2 separate regions of the Homo sapiens genome follow, and region 2 is linked to region 1. The links are chromatin loops, found by intact Hi-C in ENCODE. Cell type or tissue: ascending aorta. All regions are shown on one strand. Each heading gives the region's core, and the rest is flanking DNA. Links, peaks and the distances in the headings are about the cores only.

Evidence for each region. Peaks named below come from ENCODE experiments on the same cell type or tissue, not always from the same donor. Only the 100,000 strongest peaks of a DNase experiment are listed, where the experiment ranks them.
Region 2: it touches region 1 in a loop (3-fold over the local background); 5 of 110 quality-filtered maps call a loop at or near these places.

The regions. Positions count from the first base shown.
Region 1 is chr1:17,120,216-17,130,460 of GRCh38, forward strand. No RefSeq gene overlaps it. Among named protein-coding and RNA genes, the nearest start is that of PADI2, 5.9 kb to the left of the region's middle. RefSeq lists an enhancer at 1-361 and silencers at 1,778-1,961, 5,770-5,859. In ascending aorta, for the core only: a CTCF peak has its summit at 5,719 (motif pointing right); DNase peaks (open chromatin) are centred at 5,746 and 8,400; H3K4me3 peaks cover 470 bases; H3K27ac peaks cover 2,014 bases.
Region 2 is chr1:16,947,187-16,957,431 of GRCh38, forward strand. CROCC (ciliary rootlet coiled-coil, rootletin) reads left to right here. Exons shown (of 37, transcript NM_014675.5): 18 at 1,145-1,338; 19 at 1,613-1,740; 20 at 3,767-3,936; 21 at 6,116-6,295; 22 at 7,037-7,171; 23 at 7,548-7,691; 24 at 8,126-8,364; 25 at 8,811-8,970. Among named protein-coding and RNA genes, the nearest start is that of MFAP2, 28 kb to the right of the region's middle. In ascending aorta, for the core only: a CTCF peak has its summit at 4,662 (motif pointing right); a DNase peak (open chromatin) is centred at 4,675; H3K27ac peaks cover 468 bases.

The DNA of each region.
Region 1 (10,245 bases), core at 1,159-9,158:
AGGGCCCCGGTTCTGGCCTGGGCCACCAAGGGAAGGGGGGTGCCACCCAGAGGTCATCGTGTGTCTCACAGAGGCTGAGATGTAGGATGACAATCAGTGTGGGCCTCGGCCAGCCCCTCCCATGTCCCAGCCCTTCCCCTGGGACCCAGTGGGAGTGCTGTTCAGACACATACATCAGCCCTGTGTGAGGAAGTGGTCTTTGGTAGGTGAGGACAGAAACTGAGGGGGGGTGGGCAGAGGCCGTGGGAGGGAAGGAGTGGGGCGGAGGGGATGTGTGTTTGGGAAGGAGTTAGAGCTGATGGAAGATGGAGCTCCAGGAACGGGTGCCCCCAGACAAGAGGGGTGAGGCCCACAAGTGCCCAGTGCTGATATACCCAGCCCTTGGACTCCAACCTTCTCCCTGAGGCGGCCCAAATTAGGAGGTGGTGAAGAGCCCAGCTGCTTCTGAGTGGCAGGGATTTGGGAGGAATGTGAGTGGGGAAGAGGGAAGGCCCGAGTTTTAGCCAGGAGGTCATTTGTCCCCCAAAGGCACAGCTCACAGACCCAGGGAGAGGCCAGTAACTGTTTTTTTTTTTTTTTTTTGAGACAGAGTTTTCCTCTTGTTACCCAGGCTGGAGTACAATGGCGCCATCTCAGCTCATTGCAACCTCCGCCTCCCAGGTTTAATTGATTCTCCTGCCTCAGCCTCCCAAGTAGCTGGGATTACAGGCAGGCACCACCACACCCAGCTAATTTTGTATTTTTAGTAGAGACGGGGTTTCTCCATGTTGGCCAGGCTGGTTTTGAACTCCTGATCTCAGGTGATCTACCTGCCTCGGCCTCCCAAAGTGCTAGGATTACAGGCGTGAGCCACAGCGCCCGGCCGAGGCCAGTAACTTCTGATGAACTCCAGGCACCCGGCTGAGCACATCCTCCAATCAGGAGGAATCTCTCGGGTGGCCACCTGCCAAACTGGGACAAAACTTGTGTAGCTTGGAGAGACTTCGAGGCGCCCCCAGAGGTGAGCTCGTGTCTGGGCACCCCTCTGCCACGAGTGACTTTGGAGCCCTTACTGTGTGACAGATAACGGGCACCCACCAGGGTTCTCACCTTCCTGGGGCTCTAACTTTCATTTGACTCATGGGGAGACTGGGGCCAGAGTGGGGGAGGACACTGTACCCCCCACTGACGGAGACCCCGGGCAGCTCATAACAGGACACTGGGCAAGATAGTGATAACATCAGACCGCAATACCCAGGGGAGCTGGAGTAAGAGCGGGCACTTACTGCTTTCTTTCTGTGGGTCAGGCACTGTTCCAAGCGGCTCTTTTCATGTATTAGAGTTAGATCACTGAACCCTCCCAGTAACTCCGCCACTTTACAGATGAAGAAAGTGAGCTGTGAGGAGGTGGGGGAATTGACTCTGGGTTGCAGAGCTCCTAAGAGTGGCAGAGGGAGGAGCTTGCAGGGCCACTGGGGTGGAGGCAGGGGGCAAGGCCGAGTGAGGGCAGGGGCAGAATGCTGTCCATGCTTTGTAGATAAGGAAGTCGCAGTTCTAGGCCCAGCTCTGCTTTTGTGCCGCCTTGGGCCAGGTACCCTGCCATTCGGAGCCCCATTTTCTGCCTCTGTGAAGTAACTGATCCCTCAGCACGGTGTAAGGACGGTATTAAACGAGACAACAAGGTGCAGAAAATACTAGCACAGAGCCTGGCACAAGGCTCAAGAAATGAAGCCCCCTCCCCTTAAAAACCCAATTCAGACCTGGCCACCCACACTCAGGACTCCTGCCCGGGCTCAGGCCATCATGTTGGGCCCAGAGCCTGGTTGATGAGACAGGAGTTTCCTGGTGCCCAGAGGTTTAAAATAGCTGAAGTAGTCACAGCTGTTGGTGGATTCAGGGCCGGAGGTCGCATGCATCACGGCTGCTCCCACCTCTCCCCTGGGATCCGGAAGAGCCACAAAGCATCTCACGGTGTCTTTTGGGGACTTAGCTTAGGCCAGTTCCTGGCACAGACCCGCACCCACCCCTCCAGCAAGCGCCCCTGCCAAGCCTGTGGGCAGGGTGCCTGGGCTAAGAGGGGCTCTTCTGAGCTGTTTTCTGTTAGGTTCCTCCACTGGGTGTGGGGTCTCCGGGCCAGGCCTTGGGGGAACCAGGGAGGCCACTCAAACTTCGACAAGCCTGCTTTGAGGAAACAGACAGCTTACTGAGAGCACTATACATACAATAATTTAAAAAGAAAGAAAAAAATGCACAAGTATTACCTGGTCATTGTGGAAAAGTTAAAAAAAATATGATCACCCATGACCCTAGTACCAGAGATCAGTCTGAATCTATGAGTATGATCTGGCCGGGCTGCCCACAGGCTGCTGTGGGGCAGCACACTTCCTGAGCCCTTGCGCCATGCCAGGAGCTGTTCAGAGCCCATTCACACACACATCTCAGCCTGTTTAATCCTCACGACAGCCCTGTGAGGTGAGAGCTATTATTATCTTCCATCTGCACAGAGGCACCAACCAGCCTGCAGTGAAGAGCATGGACTTTGGTCTTGGTGGACCTGGGGTCAAGTCTGGCTCTGCCCCTCACTAGCTGGGGGCCTCTCTGGGCCTCAGTTTCTTCTTCTATAAAGGAGATACTAGGAATTGTTATAAGGAACAAGGAATAACAAGATGATATCCAGTAAGGTACTGCACATCGTGGCCTGGCACAGACCCAAGTTCCAGTAGACGGTAGTTATTTCCTATGCGTATATAGTTATTTTAAGTTTTTGTAAACATGGGCTTCTGACTACATGCTGTTTGATAACATACTTCAAAGCTTCCACAATGTGAGAGGCTGGGCTGGCTGTGGCCAGGTCACACAGAGCATTGTAAGTCGTGGAAAAGGCTTTGGGGCTTTATCTTTATGGGGTCATGGGGGAAGCCTGGGAAGGACTTTGGAAGGTGTCAACGGCACGATGTACACTTTAGGAAAATCACTCTGGCTGCTGTAGGCAGCTAAATTTGACAGGAATTCTGGCAGGAGACCAGAGAAAGGAAGAGGTCGGGGTCTGGGCCATGGATCCCCAAAGCAATCCTTCTGTGGCCAGGGATCGCCCCAACCCCTGACTCTGCACCATGGGGACCTGCAGTCATACCCTCAAGAGCAGATCCCCATAACCCTGGCCCTGCCTGGCCCCGTCACATTCCCTTTCCCCTGGCAAAGCCCACCCTTTGGTCTCACTCCCTTGAGAAGAGTCTCTGGGATGGGGGCGTTGATTCAGCCTCTGCCTCAGCTCTCGGTCCTGAGAGACATCGTGCTCAGAGGCGGGGAAGGGCTGGGGTGCTCCATTGTTCTAATACTGCGTGAGTTCAGAATGAGGAAGTCATGTCTCTTCTGCGTGCTGCTGTGGCTGTACCCCACTCGGGGGTACATTTATATATGCAGAGAGAGAGATTTATTTTAAGAAATTGGCTCACATGGTTGTGGGGGCTGACAAGCCTGAAATTTGTAGAGCTGGCCAGTCAGAAATGGGAGAAGAATTGATGTTGCGGTCTTGAGTCTGAAATCTACAGGTTGGAAACAGCACGGTTTCTATGTTGCATTCTGGAGGCTGAATTGCCTCCTCTTTGGGAAACCTCAGTCTTTGTTGTTAAGGCCTTCAACTGATTGGATGAGGCCCACCCACATTTTGGAGTGCAATCTACTTTACTCAAAGTCTACTGATTTAAACGTTGATCACATCTGAAAAATATCTTCACAGCAACATCCAGACTGATGTTTGACTGGATGATGGGGTGCCATAGCCTGGCCAAATCGACACAGAAAATTAACCATCACCATGCTGAAAGATGGGCTAAGGCTTTCATTCATTAGGTCACCATTTATGGAGCATTTATTCCCTGCCAGGCACCTGCGCTAAGCACTGTGTGTATGTTATCCCATTGAATCCTTGCTACAACCCCAGAAGTAAGTATTTTTCTTACCCTTATTTTATACATCCAAGGGTAAGATGACTTGTCCGGGCCAGGGTTCTACCCTTAGTCAGTGAAGCAAAGCTAGAAAGGTGAATTCTGGAGAAGATGTAATAAGCCAGTTGTCTGAGGGGCTGCCAGGGGGCCAGAGTAAGCCTGGGAGGTCCTAGACCCATGCTTTCCAACATGTAGCCACTGCCAGACAAGGTTTATGTGGCTAATCTGAACTGACACATGCTGTAGGTGTAAAACAGTGGTCCCCAACCTTTTTGGCACCAGGGACCTGTTTTGTGGAAGACAGGCTTTCCATGGATGGGGGTGGGGATGGTTTCGGGATGATTCAAGCGCATTACATTTCTTGTGCACTTTATTTCTATCATCACATTGTAATACATAAGGAAACAATTTTACAATTCACCGTAATGTAGAATCAGTGGGGGCCCTGAGCTTGTTTTCCTGCAACTAGATGGTCCCATCTGGGGGTGATGGGAGACAGTGACAGGTCATCAGGCATTAGATTCTCATCAGGAGCTCACAGCCTAGATCTCTCACCTGCGCAGTTCACAATAGCATTTGTGCTCCTATGGGAATCTAAAGACAAAACTTCCCTTGCTAGCCCAATGCTCACCTCCTGCGGTGTGCCTGGTTCCCAACAGACCACAGACTGGTAATGGTCCATAGCCTGGGGGTTGGGGACCCCTGGTGTAAAATACAGATTTCAAGGAGTTACAAGGAGAAAAAGATGGTAATTTTAAAAATAATTGACTCCATGTTGGAATGATAATATGGTGAATGTATTTCATTAAATGCAAATGTATTATTAGCTGGATGTGGTGGCTCAAGCCTGTAATCCCAACACTTTGGGAGGCTGAGGAGGGAGGATCACTAACATTCAGGAGTTTGAGATGAGCCTGGGCAACATAGCAAGACCCTGTCTCTACAAAAAAATTTAAAAATTAGCCAGGCATGGTGATGCACCCCCTGTACTCCCAGCTACTTGGGAGGCCAAGGTTGGGGGAATCTCTTGAGCCCACGAGGTTGAGGCTGCAAGTGAGCAGTGACCGTGCCACTGCATGCCAGCTGGGGCGACAGAGCAAGACTCTGTCTCAAACAAACAAACATCAAAAAGCCCAAAGACGTATTGTTAAAGTTAATTGTACCTATTTATTTCAGCTTTTAAAAATGTGGCTACTAGAAAATGTGGTTACCTGTGAGGCACACATTTGTGGTTGCCATCATTTTTATTTTTCTTTCTTCCTTTTTTTTTTTTTTTTTTTTGAGACAGAGTCTTGCCCTGTCACCCAGGCTGGAATGCAGTGGCATGAGCTTTTCTCACTGCAACCTCCGCCTCCTGGGTTTAAGTGATTCTCATGCCTCAGCCTCTGGAGTAGCTGGGACCACAGGCACGCGCCACCATGCCCGGCTGATTTTTGTATTTTTAGTAGAGACAGGGTTTCACCATGTTGGCCAGGCTGGTCTCGAACTCCTGACCTCAAGTAATCTGCCCACCTCGGCCTTCCAAAGTGCTGGGATTACAGGCGTGAGCCACTACGCCCGGCTGGTTTGCATCATTTTTCTATGGGTGGTGCAGATCCAGACGCCTCTAAATGGTTAGGCAGGGACTTGTTCATGATTTTTCTGGGTCGAGCCTGGGTACAGCTGGGCACAGTAGATAAATATTTGGTGAAGAGAGTGGAATTGCTTCAGAGTTCCCAGAGGGCAGCAGTGGGGTTAATAGCAAGAGTTAAAACAGGGAACACGCGAAGGCCGCAAGAGGCGGAGACCACAAGGTGGCGCCAGATCCCCATCTTGGAAGCAGGGAGGCGGCGCTGGCCGGCCTGAGCCCGAGAGATCAGAATGCCTCCGCCTCTGTCCCACCCTGCTCAGCACCTTCCTTTAGCTTTTGGGACCCTCTTTTTCCTGGTGGTTTGGGTCAGAATTCAGGGGCCACCTTTGTGTGAGGTCAGTGGCAGGTCCCTTAGAGTGGGAACTTCTCGCTGGACAAAGGGGCGACTGAAGCTCAGAGAAGGATGAGAGGGGCCCAGAGAGGGGCAGTGACCGGCCGAAGGGCGCAGAGCCAGTTGGTAAAAGAGGGAGGTCTTTTGTGTCTCATCCTTCAGGCCTGTCCTGTTACCTCAGTGCCTTTGTCCTGTGAGCCTGGGTCGTTGATTCGTTTTAAAAATCACTTGATAAACAAATCACAGAGTCAGGTGCTGTGCGGGTGGGAGTGGGGACACAGGTCCATCCTTATGAGCAACCTAGCAGGAGCAAAAAACATGCACGGATGCTCACAAACACATGCACACACACAACATGCACACACGCACATACACGTGCACACACACACGCACGCATGCACACACATGCACACACACACACCCTTGTGTAGGAAGAACATCACGCAGTCATTTACAACCACATTGGAAGAAGGCGCTATAATCATTTCTGCCATACCCCATGATGTGGTCACATTTTCCATCTCGAGAATCAGTCCACCTGGATTGACATCCTAGCCCTTCCTGGCTTAGGAGACCTTGGACAAGTCATCTCACTTGAGTCTCAGTTTTCTCATCTGTGAAATGGGGGTTAATCATGGCACCTCCTTCCCAGGTGGTTGTGAGGTTTAAACAAGATAATGGGCTGGGCGCAGTGGCTCACGCCTGTAATCCCAGCACTTTGGGAGGCCGAGGTGGGCGGATCATGAGGTGAGGAGATCGAGACCATCCTGGCTAACACGGTGAAACCCCGTCTCTACTAAAAATACAAAAAAAAATTAGCTGAGCGTGGTGGCGGGCGCCGGTAGTCCCAGCTACTAGGGAGGCTGAGGCAGGAGAATGGTGTGAACCCGGGAGCCTGCAGTGAGCCAAGATCATGCCACTGCACTCCAGCCTGGGCAACAGAGCGAGACTCTGTCTCAAAAAAAAAAAAAAAAAAGATAGTAGGCTGGGTACGGTGGCTTATGTCTGTAATCTCACTATTTTGGGAGGTCGAGGCGGAGGCAGGCAGATCGCTTGAGCTCAGGAGTTGGAGGCCAGCGTGGGCAATATGGTGAAACCCCGTCTCTACCAAAAATGCAAAAAAATTAACCAGGCGTGTTGGCGTGTGCCTGTGGTCCCAGCTACTCCGGAGGCTGAGGTGGGAAGATTGCTTGAGCCTGGGAGGTAGAGGTTGCAGTGAGCCGAGGTCGGCCACTGCACTCCAGCCTGGGTGACAGAGTGAGACCCTGTCTCAAAAAAAAAAAAAAAAAGGATCTCCTTTGGTTTTCAAAAATTATTATTCCACTTACTGTCATTTCAAATTCAACAATCCCACTTTAGCTTTGAGTTCAAGTTAAAAATCTTCTCTTAAGGACAAATTCCACTTTTTTCTTTTATTTGCTAGAGATGGGGTCTCACTATGTTGCCCAGGCTGGTCTTGAACTCCTAGGCTCAAGCAATCCTCCCACCTCAGCCTCCCAAAGTGCTGGGATTACAGGCATGAGCCACTGTGCCTGGCCTATATGATTCCACTTCAATGAGGTACCTACAATAGTCAGATTCACAGGGACAGAAAGTAGAAAGGAGGTTGCCCTGGGGGCTGAAGAGAGAGGGGAATGGCAAATTGTCGTTTAGTGGGCGTAGAATTCTAGTTTTGCAAGATGAAAAGAGTCTTGGAGATTGGCTGCATTTAACAATGTGAACGTACCTAACACTCTGCTGAACTGAACACTTACAAATAGCTTACATGGCACATTGTATGGTATGTATATTTTACCACGATTAAAAATTTAAGAAAAAATTTAGGAAAAGTATTCTTTTAAAATATAACAACTTTAGTGGGCCAGGCATGGTGGCTCATGCCTGTAATCCCAGCAGTTTGGGAGGCCGAGGCAGGTGGATCACCTGAGGTCAGGAGTTCAAGACCAGCCTGGCCAATATGGTGAAACTCTGTCTCTACTAAAAATACAAAAATTAGCTGGGCATGGTGGCGCATGACTGTAATCCCAGCTACTTGGGAGGCTGAGGCAGGAGAGTCACTTGAATCCGGGAGGCAGAGGTTTCAGTGAGCGGAGATTGCACCACTGCACTCCAGCCTGGGCGACAGAGCGAGACTCTGTCTCAAAAAGAAAAAAAAACTTTAAAAATTATTATAAAATTATTAAAATGATACAACTGAATATTTGGTTCCATTGACAATCTTGGCTAATTAAACATGCATGAAAATATAATTTAAAATCTGTCAGAACCCCCGACACACTTCAGCCTTGAGAGAGCTGTGACTGGGATCTGAGTCATGTGCCTTTTATTCCTCAGATTGTAGATTAACTCACTTTCTTATTTTTCTTATTCTGTACAATGACCAGAGAGAATTAAAGAACAGCAGGGACAAAACCCTCCTGCCTTCTTAATTAATGACCCTGTGACTCATCTACTTCCCCTTTGTTGTCCTGCTCTGCGTAGAACAGATGACAGGAAACGCATAGCTATCATACCCTTCACAAAAAATGTGAAATATGCCCTCCGCCAAAAGAAACACTGCCCATAACCAGTCAAATGGCTGTAACTATGCGCCAGCCTAGTATGAAAAATGTTGTTATCTGGCTAAAAATTCCTCTGTCCCTGCCTCTATAAATGAAAACTTCACTTCCCTACTTCGGAATGCTGAGTTCATTACTTTGGAGTTGAGGTTTCTGGGTGGCCGTTCTCAAATCTTGTGCTTGAATAAACTCTATTTTATTTTACTTTGGTGTATTTTACATTTTTTTTTATTATTATTTTTTGAGACAGGGTCTCGCTCTGTTGCCCAGGCTGGAGTGCAGTGGCACAATCACAGTTCACTGCAGCCTCAACCTTCTGGGCTCAAGTGATCCTCCCACCTCAGCCTCAGTAGCTGGGACTACAGGTGTGGGCCACCACACATGGCTGATTTTTAAAATTTTTTGTAGAGACGGTGTCCCACTACGTTGCCCAGGCTGGTCTCGAAGTCCTGGACTCAAGGGATCCACACAGCTTCCCAAAGTGCTGGAATTATTGGCGTGAGCCACTGTGCCTGGCCTAAACTCTTTTTAAATTAGACTCTGACGCTCCTGGTTATTTCAGGTTGACACACAGTTAAACATTTTTAACTGCATGTATAGATTTAACATATTCAATTTCTTTTAAAAATACTTCAGTTGCCTTAATAACAAACACAACTTTCTCAAGCACTTAAATTATTCTTAGAAATCTGGTAACTTATGCTTATCATGAATTCAAATTTTTATAACTTTTTAACACTTCTGTCAAGCATAGTAAAATTTCAACTTAAAATATCACAAGTCTAAATCAATCAATGATTCATTTGTGCATTTTACTTTATTTTTGAGACGGAGTCTTGCTCTGTCGCCCAGACTGGAGTGCAGTGGCATGATCTCGTCTCATTGCAACCTCCATCTCCCAGATTCAAGCGATTCTCCTTTGTCAGCCTCCCAAGTAGCTGGGATTACAGGCATCCACTACCACGCCTGGCTAATTTTTGTATTTTTAGTAGAGACAGGATTTCACCATGTTGGCCAGGCTGGTCTCCAACTCCTGACTTCAGGCGATACGCCCACCTCGGCCTCCCAAAGTGCTGGGATTATAGGCGTGAGCCACTGTGCCCGGCCTCATTTGTGTATTTAAATTAAAACCTTAAGACTGACTTTTTATTCACACAGACTGGGGTGTGCAATCTTTTGGCTTCCCTGGGCCACGCTGGAAGGAGAAGAATTGTCTTGGGCCACACATAAAATACACTAACACTAATGATAGCTGATGAGCTAAAAAAAAAAAAAAAAAAAAAAAAGAATTGAAAAAAAATCTCTTAATGTTTTAAGAAAGTTTACGAATTTGTGTTGGGCCGCATTTAAAGCTACAGCTGCATTCAAAGCCACTGGCCAAGGGTTGGACAAGCTTAACATAGCCCATATTCTCTTAAATATTAAAAATATTTCAAATTCCAAAGTTGAAATTGTTTGATTCTCTGAAACATTTCTTTGCTCAATTCTTGTCAAGCTTAAAAAATGAGAGCCTACTAAGGCAATGATGTTGTCACACCAAGAAAATTTCGAGCTTAGTTTTCCAACCCATTTTTGGGGTTCCTACCTCCTCTAAGATTCCTTAATGTCCACGGAAACTTCAGGCTTGGATGGAGGTTTTGTCCAAGGTCTTGATAGGACACAAGTCCTATTGTTAGTCATTTAAACAGGATTTCCCATAACCTAAAAAGGGTGGTGGCATAGTCTGTGTCCCCAGGGTTCAGCATATGCATTTCCTATTTCTTAAGTCAGATCTGGGGCTAAGTAATACCCTCCCAGGTA
Region 2 (10,245 bases), core at 1,015-9,014, 170 kb before region 1:
ATGGGGCCAGCCAGGCGCAGTGGCTCACGCCTATAATCCCAGCACTTTGGGAGGCCGAGGCGGGTGGATCACCTGAGGTCCGGAGATCAAGACCATCCTGGCTAACACGGTGAAACCCTATCTCTACAAAAAATTAGCTGGGCGTGGTGGCACGCGCCTGTAGTCCCAGCTACTTGGGAGGCTGAGGCAGGAGAATCGCTTGAACCCAGGAGGCAGAGGTTGCAGTGAGCCAAGATCATGCCACTGCACTCCAGCCTGGGCAACAGAGCAAGACTCCGTCTCAATAATAATAATAATAATAATAATAATAATAATGATACAGATTAATAATAGGTGGAGACTTTTTAGAATTGGAATCTTAGACTTTTGGGAACATCACATCTGGAAGAGACCTTAATGTTTCAGGGATCCAGGGACCTTCATGCAAGGTCTATCCTGGAGCGCCTAGGTTTCTGGGAGGGGCCTCTAGAGGATGGGGTAGGGGGTGCAGGAAGCAGGGTGCAGGTCTCCACCTTGAGGCCTGCCGAGCAGCTGCACTTGGGTCTGGTTTATATATTCAGCTTCTCTGCAAGTTTAGAGTAATACAAGGGTTCTGTTACTCCCAGAGCTGAGTGAGGGCCCTCATTTTTTTTGTTTCATTTTGTTTTGTTTTTGTTGTTGTTTTTTTTTCCAGACAGAGTCTTGCTCTGTTGCCCAGGCTGGAATGCAGTGGCACGATCTGGGCTCACTGCAACCTCCGCCTCCAGGGTTTAAGCTGTTCGCCTGCCTCAGCGTCCCAAGTAGCAGGGACTACAGGCGTGCACCACCACGCCCGGCTAATTTTTGTATTTTTAGTAGAGACAGGGTTTCACCCCGTTGGCCAGGCTGGTCTTGAACTCCTGACCTCAAGTGATCCACCTGCCAAAGTGCTGGGATTATAGGCACGCACCACCGTACCTGGCTGGGCCCTGGTTTTTGTACACACGTGCATTGCAGATCTAGAGAAGGTCATGACTTGCCCAAGTACATGTAGCACATCAGGGCAGACCCTGGGCTCAAACCCAGGCCTTCTGCCAGGACTGGGTTAGGCCCAGAGTTGGGGTGCTGCACGATGAACAAGCTGGGGGACGCTGGGAGTGCTACTCAGTCTCTGGGTGGGGGCCAGCTCTCCCGGCAGCTGAGCGGGCGGGAGCAGGAGCTGGAGCAGGCCCGGCGGGAGGCCCAGCGGCAAGTGGAGGCGCTGGAGCGAGCGGCCCGTGAGAAGGAGGCGCTAGCCAAGGAGCACGCTGGCCTGGCTGTGCAGCTGGTGGCTGCGGAGCGTGAAGGCAGGACCCTGTCAGAGGAGGCCACACGCCTGCGGTAAGGCCTTGGGCTCTGCCCAACCCGCCCTGGGGGGTCCTCCTGGGGCCACACCATGACCAGCCACACGCAGGCACGGGCCCCCAGGGGCAGTTACTAAGGAGTCTGGCTTGCCGACTCGTCCTAGCTGTGGCTCAGGCTTCCCCAGGGAGTGTGGGCCTGGCCAGGCAGGTAGATTGGCACTTGGCCCATGCCTGGCCACTCCCTGAGATCCACAGTTTCCTGGGGCCAGGGAGGCTGAGTCCCAGGGCCTCAGGGACTGTATGTGCTGCAGCTTGGAGAAGGAAGCCCTGGAGGGCAGCCTGTTTGAGGTGCAACGGCAGCTGGCCCAGCTTGAGGCCCGCCGGGAGCAGCTGGAAGCCGAGGGGCAGGCCCTGCTGCTGGCCAAGGAGACCCTGACTGGTACGAGGGGCTGGGGACTTGGGGGGAACACCAGGTTCCAGCCCAGACTGCAGCCTCCCAAGGTCTGGGGTCTCACAGAAGTTGGGAGCACTGGAGTAGGAGTCTGGCTGGCCTGGGTTCCAGTCCTGTGCCACCACTTAGATCTCACCTTCCCTTGAGCAAGCCCCTTTCCTCTCTGGGCTGCAGATTCCTCAGCTGATGATTGGAGGTGGCAATGCCCACCTTCTAAGCCTGTTGCCAGGATGACGTGGGAAAAGCGTGTAAGGCCGTGGCACGGTGCCTGGCTGAGTCAACAGTAACTGCCGTTCATCGGTCATCAGGCCTGTTAGTCTGAGTTCTCTGTGCTTTTCAGATGACTCTCTTGGCCCCAGAATCCCAGCCCCACTTCCCTGCACCGTTCCCATCCAGTCTCTGAACTCAGGGCTTCTTTCTGCTCACCTAACATTAACTAAGCACCTACTTGGGTCATGGAAATTAATTTTCCTGTCCATGTACACCTGAGCCAGACAGAACCAGGAAGGGAAATGCTGGTGGGTTTCCAACCCGGGAGATGGTTTTTAGATGGTAGCTATACCATTTCCATTCCCTGTAGTCATTTCCATTAATATAAATAGTTAACGTTTGACGGGTATGTTCATGTCAGTCATTAAAGGAGATGCTTTATGTGTAGCTGTGCAGCTGTGGGAAGTTGCTGCTGATCTCTGAGCCTCCATTTCATCATCTGTTAAATGGGGATGAGGATAAACTACATAGGCATGTTATGAAGACAAAATGAGGTTATGTCTAAAATACTTAGCTGGGCGCTTGACCCATAGTAAGTGCTCAGTCAGGAATAGGGTTGTTTTTTGTTTGTTTGTTTTGAGACAGAGTTTCACTCTTGTTGCCCAGGCGGGAGTGCAATGGCACTATCTCGGCTCACCTCAACCTCTGCCTTCTGGGTTCAAGCGATTCTCCTGCCTCAGCCTCCCAAGTAGCTGGGATTACAGGCATGCATCACCATGCCTGGCTAATTTTATATTTTTAGTAGAGACGGGGTTTCGCCATGTTGGTCAAGCTGGTCTCGAACTCTTGACCTCAGGTGATCCACCCGCTTTGGCCTCCCAAACTGCTGGGATTACAGGCATGAGCCATCACGCCCAGCCTGTTTGTTTTTTGAGACAGAGTCTCACTCTTGTTGCCCAGGCTGGAGTGCAATGGTGCGATCTCGGCTCACTGCAACTTCTGCCTCCTGCATTCAAGCGATTCTCCTGCCTCAGCCTCCCAAGTAGCTGGGACTACATATGCCCGCCACCATGCCTGGCTAATTTTTGTATTTTTGGTATAGACAGGGTTTCGCTGTGTTGGCCAGGCTGGTCTCAAACTCCTGACCTAAGGTGACCTACCTGACCCAGCCTCCCAGAGTGCTGGATTACAGGCATGAGCCACTGCGCCCGGCCTATTTGTTTTTTTGAGGCAGAGTCTCACTCTTGTTGCCCAGGCTGGAGTGCAGTGGTGCAATCTCAGCTCACTGCAACTTCTGCCTCTTGGGTTCAAGCGATTCTCCTGCCTCAGCCTCCCTGAGGCTGGGACTACATACGCCTGCCACCACGCCTGGCTAATTGTTGTATTTTTAGTAGAGACAGGGTTTCACCATGTTGGCCAGGTTGGTCTTGAACTCCTGACCTAAGGTGATCCACCTGCCCCAGCTTCCCAAAGTGCTGGGATTACAGGCGTGAGCCAAGGCACCTGACCTAGGGTTGTTATATGTTTGACATCCGTCCCATTTGGGAGGCCTTCTCATCAGTCATTTTATGCCTTTAATGCCATTCTAGGTAGGCAGGAAAGGGGTCAGGGCCAGTGGGCCCATGTAGCATATAGGGAAACTGAGGCCCAGAGAGGGCAAGCCACTTCAAGAGGACCCAAACTAGATGCCAGGCAGGCCCTCTGCCTCTGGGATTTTGCCCATGTGGCTCACCTGGCCTAAGTCTGCTGGCCCAAGGAAAAGTTTCAACCCAACCCTGCCCTTTCCCCCATTCCTCTCGTGCAGGGGAGTTGGCGGGCCTGCGGCAGCAAATAATAGCTACACAGGAGAAAGCCAGTCTAGACAAGGAGCTGATGGCCCAGAAGCTGGTGCAGGCTGAGCGGGAGGCCCAGGCCTCTCTGCGGGAGCAGCGGGCAGCTCACGAGGAGGACTTACAGCGACTCCAGCGTGAAAAGGTTCAGGCAGCTGGGGAGGGGTGGGCAGGACTCTGAGCCAGTGTTTCATCATCGTTCTTGCTCTGCCTCGGTCTCTACATCTGTGAAATGGGACTTCCTCTCTGTTGTGGAGGTCCTGGGGACAGCTAGGAGGACTGGGGGGATGGGGAGGTTGTGGTTCTTATTAGACATGCAGATTCCCAGGTCCCAAATCTGGTCCAGCCCTGGTAATCCTGATGCAGAGGGTCCACAACCACATTTGGGAAATACTGACCTAATGTACAGCAGGAAAGCACTTTCATTTGCTAAGAAGTACTGTTTGCATATGAAGAGCCACTCAGACCTCAGCATATAGAAAGGCAAGGGGCCAGGGAAGTTACTAGAACACTGACTCTGGGTTTGAATTGCCTGGGTTTGAATCGAATCTTGGTCGCTTACTGGTGATGCTACCCAAGGTGTCCGTGCCTTCATTTCCCCACCTGTAGAAATAGGGATAGGATAGTGAAAGGTATTGAAGATGAGCTGAGACCATCTGCATAGAGGGCTTAGCATAGTGACTGGTACTTAGCAAATGCTCCATAAGTTATGATTGCTGGCACTGACATGCTCTCCAGAGTGGCCCTCGGGACAGGGGCCCTCAGCCACCAAATCCTAGACAGGGCTGCCTCTGACAGAGGTGCAGGCTATGACTGCATGGCTCCAGGGCATGCCACTCACCCTGCAGTACCCCTGGCCTTGGGTGGTTGTTACCACGCTTCTCCAGGAGGTGGCGGTAAAGCTCTTTTTTTTTTTTCTTTTTTCTTTTTTTGAGACGGAGTCTTGCTCTGTTGCTTAGGCTGGATTGCAGTGGCGCAATCTCGGCTCACTGCAACCTCCACTTTCTGGGTTCAAGCGATTCTCCTGCCTCTGCTTCCTGAGTAGCTGGGATTATAGGCGCGCCACCACGCCTGGCTAATTTTTGCATTTTTAGTAGAGACGGGATTTCACCATATTGGTCAGGGTGTCTCGAACTTTTGACCTCGTAATCTGCCCACCTCGGCCTCCCAAAGTGCTGGGATTACAGGCATGAGCTACGGTGAAGATCTTAAAGAAGGGGCGGTTTGGCCGGTCGTGCTGACTCATGCCTGTAATCCAGCACTTTGGGAGGCCGAGGTGGGCAGATCACCAGGTCGGAAGATCGAGACCATCCTGGCTAACACAGTGAAACCCCATCTCTACTAAAAATCACAAAAAATTAGCTGGGCGTGGTGGCACGCGCCTGTAGTCCCAGATACTTGGGAGGGTAAGGCAGAAGAATCGCTTCAACCTGGGAGGCAGAGGTTGCAGTGAGCCAAAATCTCGCCACTGCACTCCAGCCTGGGTGACAGAGCAAGACTCCGTCTAAAAAAAAAAAAAAAGAAGTGGCAGCTCTGTCTGCTTCTCACAGAGTTGCTAGGGGCAAGTGCTGAGGCAGGCACCTGCCCTCAGGCTCCCCAGGTGGGCTGCTATTTGCCTGTGGGCTCTGCCTGCCCGCCTGTCCAGTCCCCAGGGATCTGAACTCCTGTGACCTCCCCCTTGCTCTTCTTGCCCTTTGCATTGCCTGGCTTGGCCTCATTAATGTCCCCAAATCTGTGTTCTCTCCAGCTCCTCTGGCAACCCCTGACCCCCTTCATTCCTCACAGCCAGTCCTAACTCCCCTCCATCCCAACCCCAATCCCTCTTCCACAGCTGTCGGAACATCCCCTAAGCTAAAAATCAGATTGCTCCTTGTCACCTTGGCTCGAGTCCTCTCTCCCACTCCCCTCACTGTCCTTAGAATCCCCATGGCCCACACGGCCTGTCCTGGCCCCACCCCTGCCTGGGGCTCTGGCCCTGTGACTCACCATGTCCCGTTCCCCTCTGCACCCTGCATCCTCTAGGCCTTTCCAGGGGCTGTGTTCTTGGCCTGGGGTGGTCTTTTCTCTCCTTACCTGGCTGACAGTTACTTGTCCCTCCGCAGGGGACCATGTTCGGACCCCCAGGCCAGCCCACTGCTGCTCCTTGGCACTTTCACGGCCCTGGCGTGTCCCCGTCATAGCCCTTATCACTCCCTTGTATTTACCTGGTCACCCTCCATCTCTGAGGGTATGGGGGCCAGATGGCTCTTGCTGCCCTGATGTTTTGGGGGGTCTGCCTGGGCCCCCTCCTGGTGTGTCACAGGCATCCGGTCCTGGCCCCCTAGGAGGCAGCATGGCGGGAGCTGGAGGCCGAGCGGGCCCAGCTGCAGAGTCAGCTGCAGCGTGAGCAGGAGGAGCTGCTGGCCCGGCTGGAGGCTGAGAAGGAAGAGCTGAGTGAGGAGATTGCTGCCCTGCAGCAGGAGCGCGACGAGGGCCTCCTCCTAGCAGAGAGTGAGAAGCAGCAGGTTCGTGAGCCCTGGCATGGCCTCTGCTGCTCTCTGAGCTGCTCCAGTTCTGGGGCCGGGCCCTGCTCTGCCACTTGGCAGCTAGGAGCCCTGGGGCAGGCCACTGCCCTCTTGGGGGCCTCAGTTTCCTTACCTGCAGGAGGGGAGGATTAGAAGGGGGTTCGTGAGGCTTTGCTGTGCTCCATGCCTGGCACACAGTGAGCACTTACTGAGTGACAGTGACAGTCGTGACACCAGGAAAGCTGTTCCATATTCTCCCATGCCTCGTCCCACCCCACGCTGGGCATGGATCCTCATGGCTGCCTTCTGAGCAGTCCCCACGATGCCCACAGGCATCAGCTGACGTGTCCCCCCAAATAACAAATCCCTAACTTTCCTATAATGTAACGGAGACAGGGCAGACTGTGCCCATCTCCTCTCCTCACCAGCTGTGTACCTGGGCGAGTCACTTTACCTCCTTGAGCCTCAGTTTCCTCATCTGTAAGATGGGTAGAAAGAAAGACTCTGCAGTCAGGGTGCTGTGGCGGGTTAGTGAGCTCTATGAGTGGTATCCACGTCCGGGATTCTTGTGACTGCCGTTGTGCCCTTTTCCAGGGCTGCATGTCTGCCCTGGGTCCACCTGCAGTGGCACACTCAGGCCTCTAAGCCCCCAGTGGGCACATTTCCTAGGCAGCAAGAAGCCTGAGCATGCCCCCAGGACCAGCCCATCCCCCAAGCCCTTTGTCCCCTGCCTCTGCCCAGGCCTTGTCTCTGAAGGAGTCTGAGAAGACGGCGCTGTCAGAGAAGTTGATGGGTACACGGCACAGCCTGGCCACCATCTCCCTGGAGATGGAGCGGCAGAAACGAGATGCCCAGAGCCGGCAGGAGCAGGACCGGGTAGGGCAGGCTGGGCAGCTGGGCCTCTGTCTCATAGAGAGGCACATCCCTGGCTGAGGAGCCCCCACCACGGGGCGGCATGGCCCTGTCCTGGAGAAGCTTCCAGGCTGTGGGAAAGGAGGTTTAGCCCTTCTTTTGGGAGCCCCCATCTGAGGGAGGTGGCTCAGCCCTGCCCTGATGAATCCTTTTGGCGTGAGGGAGAGGCTGGCTACACGGGCAGCACTCACTATGCATCCAGGGGTTGGCAGAGGGTCCGGCAGGCCAGCGGGAGGGGCCGTGTTTAGAGCTAAAAGTGGACAGTGCACTGAGCGGGTTGGGAGCAGCCCGGGGCTGGGGGACACAGCAGGACCAAGTCTGAGGAGCCCCTCTGTCCCAGAGCACCGTGAACGCTCTGACGTCTGAGCTGCGGGACCTACGGGCCCAGCGGGAGGAGGCTGCTGCGGCCCACGCCCAGGAGGTGAGGAGGCTGCAAGAGCAGGCCCGAGACCTGGGCAAGCAGCGGGACTCCTGTCTTCGCGAGGTGAGCAGCCGCCCCCCTCTTCCAAGCAGCATACCCTAAATGGCACTGTGTGCCTGGGGGCCTAGTTCCCCAGGGCCCCAGAAGAGTGTAAGATTCCTCCCTGCATTTGAGGACCAATGAATAGCAACTTAGAAAGGAGGCAGCAAGCACTACGAAGCACCTGTTGTGTACAGGTGGGATTTGGCCTCAAGGAGGGGTGAGTGGGGTCTCTGCCCTCTTGGTGTTGTGCTCAGGACAGTCCTGATTGATGGTGACTTCAGGTCAAAACATTACTGATTACAGCACGCCTTGCTCAAATGATAACTCACAGCCTGCGGTCTGAGCACTGCAGAGGGATGGGGCAGGCTCCCTGGGTCCAGGGATCTGGGGTACAAGACCCAGCTTGACGGGGGGGTCCCTGACCGCTGCCCTGGGGACACCTGCTGTGCTCACAGGCAGAAGAGCTTCGGACCCAGCTGCGTCTGCTGGAGGATGCCCGTGACGGGCTGCGGCGGGAGCTGCTGGAGGCCCAGCGCAAGCTGCGTGAGAGCCAGGAGGGCCGGGAGGTGCAGCGCCAGGAGGCAGGCGAGCTGCGACGCAGCCTGGGCGAGGGTGCCAAGGAGCGCGAGGCCCTGCGGCGTTCCAATGAGGAGCTTCGGTCTGCTGTGAAGAAGGCAGAGAGCGAGCGCATCAGGTGGGGTGTCGCAGGAGGACCAGTCCTGAGTCCTCATGGGATCCCATCCCTGAAACCTAACTTCACCCCCAACGTTCTGGGGAAATTGCCCAGATACGGATCCTCTGTCTCCTAAGCAGAGCCTGGCACCTGGGTGATTTTAGGAAGGTTTCCTCCCTGTTGATTGGGGAAAGGGGCAGAGGGGCAGTGGGCAGCTTTGGGTCCAGACTCAGACCCACCCACCGTCATCACCCTGGAAACCAGGTCCCCTCCTGGAGTCACTGGTCTACCCCTCCCAGCCGAGGGCCTGGGCCCCAGCCCTGCAGGGCTCAGGGCTTAGCTCTTCAGAGAGGCCACATGGGCAGGCAGTGCCTGATCCACTCCAGAAATTGGAGGAGACGGCTTTTGTGTAGAGCCACTGACTACTCCCAGGACCCAGGGCAGCCCCTGACCTCTGCCCTCTCCAGCCTGAAGCTTGCCAATGAGGACAAGGAGCAGAAGCTGGCACTCCTAGAGGAGGCACGGACAGCTGTGGGCAAGGAGGCCGGGGAGCTGCGAACTGGGCTGCAGGAGGTGGAGCGCTCACGGCTGGAGGCTCGGCGGGAGCTGCAGGAGCTCCGGCGTCAGGTACTCTCCCTGTGCCACCCCTTAGCCTGGGGCTTGCTGTGTGCCCCGGGCCAATAGCTCCCCCTTTCTGGAATTACGTTTCTACCCCTATGTAAAACCAGGGGCTTGAACTATGACAAGCCCTCTCACCTAACCTTGGTGTGAATGGATGGGCTTTGAGGAGTCCTTGAATCCCTGAAACTGTGCAAAAGTCTGCGTGCATTTGTGTGCACACTCAGGCTCACATTTCTGCAAGGAGAGGAGCTGGTGTCCTTGTCCAGTTCTCAAAGGAATCTGCAAACAACAAAAGGTACAGATTTTGTGAACTAGGTCAGAGGTTGGCAAATGGTTTTTTGTAAAGAGCCCAAATGGTCAATATTTCCAGCTTTACGGGCCACACAGTCTCTGTTGCAACTACTTGACTCTGCTGGGGTAGTGAGAAAGCAGTCCCAAACAGTGCATGAACAGAGGGGTGTGGGTTCCAGTAAAACTTTGTTTAGGGACACTGAAATGTGAATTTTCTGTCATTTTCATGTGTCAAGAAATGTTGTTCTTCCTTTAGAAATGATCCATTTTCGATGATTTAAAAATGTAAAAAAAAAAAAAAATCCTTAACTCAGACCCTTGTAGAAACGGGAGATGGGCTGAATTTGGCCTGTGAGCTGTAGTTCGCTGACCCGTGAATTCGATGATCTGCAAACTCAACAGCAGCATGTATTGAAGAAGCACCTGCTGTCTACTGGGCACTGGCCTGGACACTGTGGGTTCAGGCTTCTCACTCTAGAAGATGCAAAGAACAGGAAATGGCCTCATTCAGCCCCTAGGCGCTGCCTCACCCAGAGATATCACAACCAGGCCAGGCGCAGTGGCTCACACCTATAATCTCAGCACTTTGGGAGGCGGAGGCCAGTGGATTGCTTGAGCCCAGGAGTTCGAGACCAGCCTGGGTAACATGGTGAAAACCTGTCTCTACTAAAAATACGAAAAATTAGCCAGCTGTGATGGCTCATGCCTTTAATCTCATGCTTTGGGAGGCCAAGTTGGGAGGACTGCTTGAGCCTAGGAGTTCAAGACCAGCCCAGGCAACATAGTGAGAACCAGTCTCTACAAAAAATTTAAAAAATAGCTAGGTGTGGTGACACGCTCCTGGAGTCCCAGCTACTTGGGAGGCTGAGGTGGGAGTATCCCTTGAGCCCAGGAAGTCAAGGCTGCAGTGAGCTGTGATCGCATCACCGCACTCCAGCCTGGGCGACAAAGCAAGACCCTGACTCTAAAAAAAGTTTTTAAACTTTTAAT